Linked DNA regions of Mus musculus: region 2 is linked to region 1. Evidence: chromatin contacts called from ENCODE Hi-C or POLR2A ChIA-PET data. All regions are on one chromosome and are shown on one strand. Each heading gives the region's core, a stretch centred on a gene start or an enhancer-like site at or near the end of the contact. The rest is flanking DNA. Distances are from core to core; before and after follow the strand shown.

The links. A loop is a pair of places that touch in the nucleus more often than their neighbours do. ChIA-PET counts read pairs that join two places held with the same protein, here RNA polymerase II (POLR2A).
Region 2: a map of left cerebral cortex shows a loop between it and region 1 (4-fold over the local background). The contact joins two enhancer-like sites. A Hi-C loop is called at or near these places in 4 of 37 maps with a recorded cell type or tissue (all left cerebral cortex). POLR2A ChIA-PET finds 5 or more read pairs at or near these places in 1 of 5 experiments (Patski).

The regions. Positions count from the first base shown.
Region 1 is chr5:151,022,229-151,025,192 of GRCm38, forward strand. No RefSeq gene overlaps it. Among named protein-coding and RNA genes, the nearest start is that of Kl, 71 kb to the left of the region's middle. Within about 2 kb of position 1,368, at least 1 of the 3 ENCODE cell types and tissues checked has a DNase peak (open chromatin) inside an H3K27ac peak, as active enhancers do.
Region 2 is chr5:151,055,408-151,058,371 of GRCm38, forward strand. All of the region lies in intron 7 of Stard13 (StAR-related lipid transfer (START) domain containing 13), which reads right to left. Among named protein-coding and RNA genes, the nearest start is that of Kl, 100 kb to the left of the region's middle. Within about 2 kb of position 1,569, at least 1 of the 3 ENCODE cell types and tissues checked has a DNase peak (open chromatin) inside an H3K27ac peak, as active enhancers do.

The DNA.
Region 1 (2,964 bases), core at 118-2,617:
TTGGGCCTCACTGCTGACAGTCTTTGTAAGGAAGGCCCAGGCCAGGAGCCTTCGTGGAGGACTCTGAAGAGTCCAGGACATGACACAAATTCTGGGCCGATGACTTCACTTTCTCCAGCCAGGTCCTGCCTAACTCATCGTGGGGAACGTGGGAGCCTGCACTTGTCACAGCAGCACAGGAATTTCAAAGAATTTCAAGATGGAGATGGTCATAGTTCATACAAGGAAGAATTGTTTGTCTTTCCTCTGTTTCCCATTGACATGATCAGGCAGAGCTGGTCTCTCTCTCCTCTTTATTTTTTACTACATATGTTTTTGAAAATTCCTTGTATTATTGTTTTCAATGTCGGCCCGTTCTCTGTGGCACATTCTGGGCTGAAATTCTTCCATGACCATGTGTGGCCACCTTTGAATGTGTTCTTAGCCTTTCATCTTGTTTCGAAGAAGCAAGATGCAGCTGGAGACCCAGAAATGCTGAATTCTCAGTTGCCTCTTTATCAATCCCTTGTACCAAGGATTGGTCAACTATGTGGGAGCAATTGGAAGCCCAAGTGCATTGTAATTGACACCTTTTCAAAGGACTGAGAACTATGGAAAAAATCCAGGGCTCTCACCCCAAGTCTCAATTTTTGGACTAGCTGCACCCAGACATGTCACTGGGTGAGAACCTGGAGGTGTGTGTGTGTGTCTCAGTGGGGTATACCTCAGAATTTACAGGTCTGCAGGCTCAGGTACATAATGAGTAGTTTCTCCTCCCCATCCCTTTGTAAATCCTGAATTCATCAGGAAGCTTGCAGGTCTCAGTCTGCAGTGTCTTCATTATGGAGATTATCTGCTAATTATACTTAACATGTTCTGTGGAAGACTCCAGCTCCTGTCTCAGCAGAAAACCCCAAGAAATCTACTCTGTATGGTTGTCATGGCTACTCTGTGGAGAGCAGCCTCCTCCTCAAAGAGCCAGGAGAACAGAGATTCAATTGCCAGGGTTTTCTGTCCTGGGTAGGTAATTTCAGGAGAGTTTTTCTGTGCCTTATTTTATTCTTTAAAACACAATGGGAGTAGTATTGGTCTAATGCATAAATGATGTGTATGTTGAAATTACACGGACATGGAAATCAATGGATTTGGCACGTCTGTAATGTGCTCGCACAGCAAAGCCTCATGCAATTGTGCCCATTTTCAAGGAGAGATGACAACTTTTAGCTCTAGAGGCTCGTCCGCAGTCGCAGAGCCTGAAGTGTCACCTTGAACAACCTATTTTCAATCTCTGCATAACATCTTGACTTTGGAATGTGGGAACTGGAGACGCTGTTTGTTTTACGCTCCCAAATCCTTGAACCGGAATTACAGCTTGTTCTTCTGTCTTCCCTGGGAAAGCAGGCCCCTCCACCCCTTCCTAGCGAGCTCCACAGAGCTGGAGCCCCGCTGAGTGAGCTGCTGTTTAAAATCCCTCCTGAGCCAGAGTCTGTCCAAGTTCCCCGCTGGGTGTCTGTTTTGCATCAAGCTGAGCCCAGAATTGGATCTAGTTCACCAAAACTGGACCAGCTAGACCTTGGGATTCACGGGGAAAATCATAACAGTATCTCAGTCCCTCTAAGCAGTTCCCTTGCCGCTGGCTCCCTCAGACCTTTGAGAAGCTGCAGAGCTAGTTGGATATTTCTATTCCTTGAATCCGATGCTGGGTATAAACACTGCTGGGTTTATCCCAAAACTCCTCAAAACTGATGGATAGCAGGAAGCTGCCATTTCCAAGTTGCTGTGGAATTGAGAGTCCTACTGGCATGAGAAATAGTCAGGTCCTTGTGTTGTGATTATAAAAAGATAAAGAAATATTAAGATATAATCTGTGGAGGTGTGGTGAGGTATGGGGGGAGGGGGGGCCTCAGCGGGGCCCATGCCAAGGCATCCCTTCCCCATGAGGGACCAGCCACACAACGGTATAGTATAGAATAGAGTTTATTCAGGGCACGGGGAGGGGAGTTATGAGGGTAATAGAGGCAGAGAAAGGCAGAGAGAGGGAGAGAGTAGAGAAGTAGAAACCAGCATGAACACGTGGAGAGTGGGTGGGGGGAAAGGGAATAGAGAGAGATGGGGAACAAGAAGGCAAGAGGCAAAAGAGAGAGGCAAGAGTAAGAGAGAGAGAGAGAGGAGGGGCCAAGCAGCCCCTTTTATAGTGGGCCAGGCCTACCTGGCTGTTGCCAGGTAACTGTGGGGGTGGAATCCAGACAGAATGCCAACACCTTGGTCTTCCTCTGGTTAAAAACAAAAACACCAACTTGACAAAATTGTGTTTTATAAGACGGAGACAAAGCAGACTCAGCAAGTTCTTAACAAGGGTAGGACTTCCCACAATCAAAGGCTTCTGGGTTCTCCTAAGTGCAAAGGTGAGATTTGGCAGCCTTGAGCTGTTTTTGTAGTTAATCATAGTTGTCACCTTGACGGGACTGAGAAATACCTACTAGATTACTGAGGGCACCTCTGGGTGTCCCTGTGTGTGCTTCCAGGACTCAGGCCTCATGCATGGACAGTTTAATTTAGTTCACAGTCCATGTTTGAGTGGACTGTTGAGGATCAGTGTACTGGCTAGTTTTGTGTCAACTTGACACAGCTGGAGTTATCACAGAGAAAGGAGCTTCAGTTGAGGAAATGCCTCCATGATATCCAATTGTAAGGCATTTTCTCAATTAGTGATCAAGTGGGAAAGGCCCCTTGTGGGTGGGACCATCTCTGGGCTGGTAGTCCTGGGTTATATAAGAGAGCAGGCTGAGCAAGCCAGGGGAAGCAAGCCAGTAAAGAACATCCCTCCGTGGCTTCTGCATCAGCTCCTGCTTCCTGACCTGCTTGAGTTCCAGCCCTGACTTCCTTGGTGATGAACAGCAATGTGGAAGAGTAAGCTGAATAAACCCTTTCCTCCCCAACTTGCTTCTTGGTCATGATTGGAATAGAAACCCTGACTAAGACAAT
Region 2 (2,964 bases), core at 319-2,818, 33 kb after region 1:
TAAGAACAGAAAGTGTTTTGTTTGTTCTGATACTCATTGTGGTTGAGAGGTAACCTGGGTCTTTCAGTCTGTTTAATGCTCTGTTGTCAGAGTTGAGAGTCTCACACGTATATGAATGAGGACTGGCTGGAGCTTGCAGAGTGCCTGGGTTCAGCTCCCAGCACCCACATGGGAGCTCATGGCCTTCAGTAATTCCAGTTCTAGAGGGACTCTGATGCCCTCTTCTGGCCTGTGTGGACACCGGACATGCACTGTGGCGCACAGACACACTTGCAGGCAAAACACTCATGCACTTAAGATAAAAATGACTAAACCCTTTTGAAAAATGAAAGTAGAAATGAACAAGAAATCGTACTCTTTGATTTTATACTGGGTCCCAGAATTTACACCGCAGGCCTGCTCTTTACAATCTCCACTGCTCTCCTCAGGAGGCACAAGGTGCTTAGCCATGAAGAACCCTCTGCAGGAGCGCCCCCTGCAGGAGCACCTCTCTTGCCTGCGAGCTCCCCGCCGAATGACCAAAGGTTGAGTTTCAAGTGCTCCTTTGGGTTACTTCCACCCCTTTTTCCCTTTTGTTTTCGATCCCCAGCTACCTAAAAGCCTGGGCTCAAATAGCAGTTTCTGTGGAAGGTTCCAGATCATCCTTCATCCTGTCTCAGGTAGTCAGCCGACAAGGTGATGTGCAGGCGGCAGGTTACAGAACTCTTCCCCTGGAAATGAAGTGTCTTCCCAGAATTATTAGGCTTTTAAATCTTGCGGCTCCATTATAAGGAGTGGCTGGGCGAGAGTGCTGCATTAGAATTCAAATTTCATCTAAATAGTATTAAATCTCCTCCCTGGCATCCTGTTTATGCTAATCCTTGCAGGGCTTAATGATGTTTATCAAGACTTCCATTTCCTCTTCTTTAGAAATGGGCCTCAGCTAATGAAGAAAGGTTGGCTTTATTCAGAAAGCAAGAGTCATAAAGTAGTGTGTGCTATGGGCAGCGATTCTGCGCGTGCGCGGTGTTGGTTTAGCCTTTCACTGCAGGAGCTTCGTATTTATCAGTAGCCAGAGATAACCTGAGCTGCGGCGGTGCGTGGGTGATTTAAGACAGATGTGAAAGCTCACACAACAAAGCAAGGCTGGTCTCACAAGCCACCATGTCGAATACAAATGGCTGGCAATTGAAGGCTAAACCTCTTCACTTCATCTGCAGCCATCTGCGAGGGTGAAAATGGATATGCTGTACTTCTTCATACATAAACTGCAGTATGCTGGGGAGTGTGGGAAGTGAGTGCTGGCAATGTTTTAGGGTTCTGTGCTGCTGGCTGGCTTTGACAGCCTTCTGATGAGTGCTGATGTTCGAGTGTTTAGCCTTCAGGGAAGGGACCCCCACCTCCCACTCTGCTCAATGTCAGAGCTTCATGGAAGTCTTGGAAGATGGTTCCCATGGAATGTGGCTTACAGGAAGGATGTGTGGGGGTGGTGGTATTCCTGGTCTCCCACAATCCTGGGTTGAGAGTGCAAGGCCCTGTGCAGAAGTGAATTTCAATTCCAATGGGATACCCAGGGCAGAGAAAGGACTTCTGTTTCCCTTCCCCTTCCTGGCCCTGCCTCCTTCCCCTTCCTAGCCCCGCCTCCTGTTCTTTGTCTTTAGTTTGTGTTTGCTGTAGATCTCTAGGGTAGTCTTCCCCCACTACCGATTCTCCTGGCTTCCTGCTTCTCTAGTTTTCTTGTTGCCCGCTCTTCTGTCACCTCTTTGCCACACGGAGGCACTGTCTGTGTACTCCCCTATACGTGACATGCAAAGGGAAGGCCATACACAAGGCAGTAGCTATGTTCCTTTGGACAGCCCACAGCTGTTTCTGCTTCTTTTTTTTTTAATGACGCAAGAGAAGCACCAGTGCTTCCCCAGTCGGGCTATATGGCTTGTCAGTATCTATGTCCCTGTCAGGGACCTTTTCCTACAGAGCTCTGCACACATTTTTCCCACCACGGAACTCTTTGAGACTGATACAGGGAAGAAGATAGTCTAATGGGGCTGAAGAGGGTCGGTATGTCCACTCCCTTCTCTTCCTAGGACTTCATGTCTACAGTTTTGGCTGCAGAAGGGAGATGAGACCAATCAGAGGAGTGATTTAAGTACAGACATCACTATGAATCCATGGCGTGGGGTGGTGTTTTCTATCCAGGGGCACTGCAATTCACTTATTTATATCCAAACTAGTTCAAGAAAGAATAAGACTTGTAGTGATCTATAAAAGGTTAGTTGAAAGAGACCAGAAAGGGAAATTACAACAACAAATAAAAATTAAAAAGGATTAATAAGTTGGGAAGAGGGCCACAACTAAGGAATTTGTGCCCCGAAGAGGTATCTACATTTCCTATAGTGGAATATGCATTTGGCTTTGAGCTTTCAAGCAGGCACTACAGAGAGGAAAACACACCCAGTTAGATGAACTTGGAGTCTGCGATACAAAACACAGGCCAGCGGGCCAAAAGAAACATGGTTCTCAAGGACCAAAGCCAGGGGCAAGGGGGGTTCTTCCTCTCATTCTCACAGAAAGGGCGCTACATGACACAGTGGCCAATGTCATCAACAGGATCTTGACAGTGGGTTTATTAATGAGGGCTACAGAGGGTCAGCATCACACCAATGACGAAAAGCCCTTCTAACTGTGAGAAGTGAAGTTAGTTGTAGGAGATGCTGGTTCCCTGTGGGGACCAGGGTGTCGATGCTGCCTCCCTTGGGTGTGTGTGAGAGACATCGAGGCCAAGAGAACAGGATTTAGCATAGCTGTCTGAAACGAGTCTTCTCCGTTACTGCTGGTGACCTGGTCTCTCAGTAAAACACCTATAAAAGGCTAATTCTTATATACGTATGTGTATTCATGGTACAATTGCAACTGAAAGTAATTACATGTCAGCAACCAGATTCATTGACTTACCCTACCAAAATGCTACAATAAATGCCAGATGTT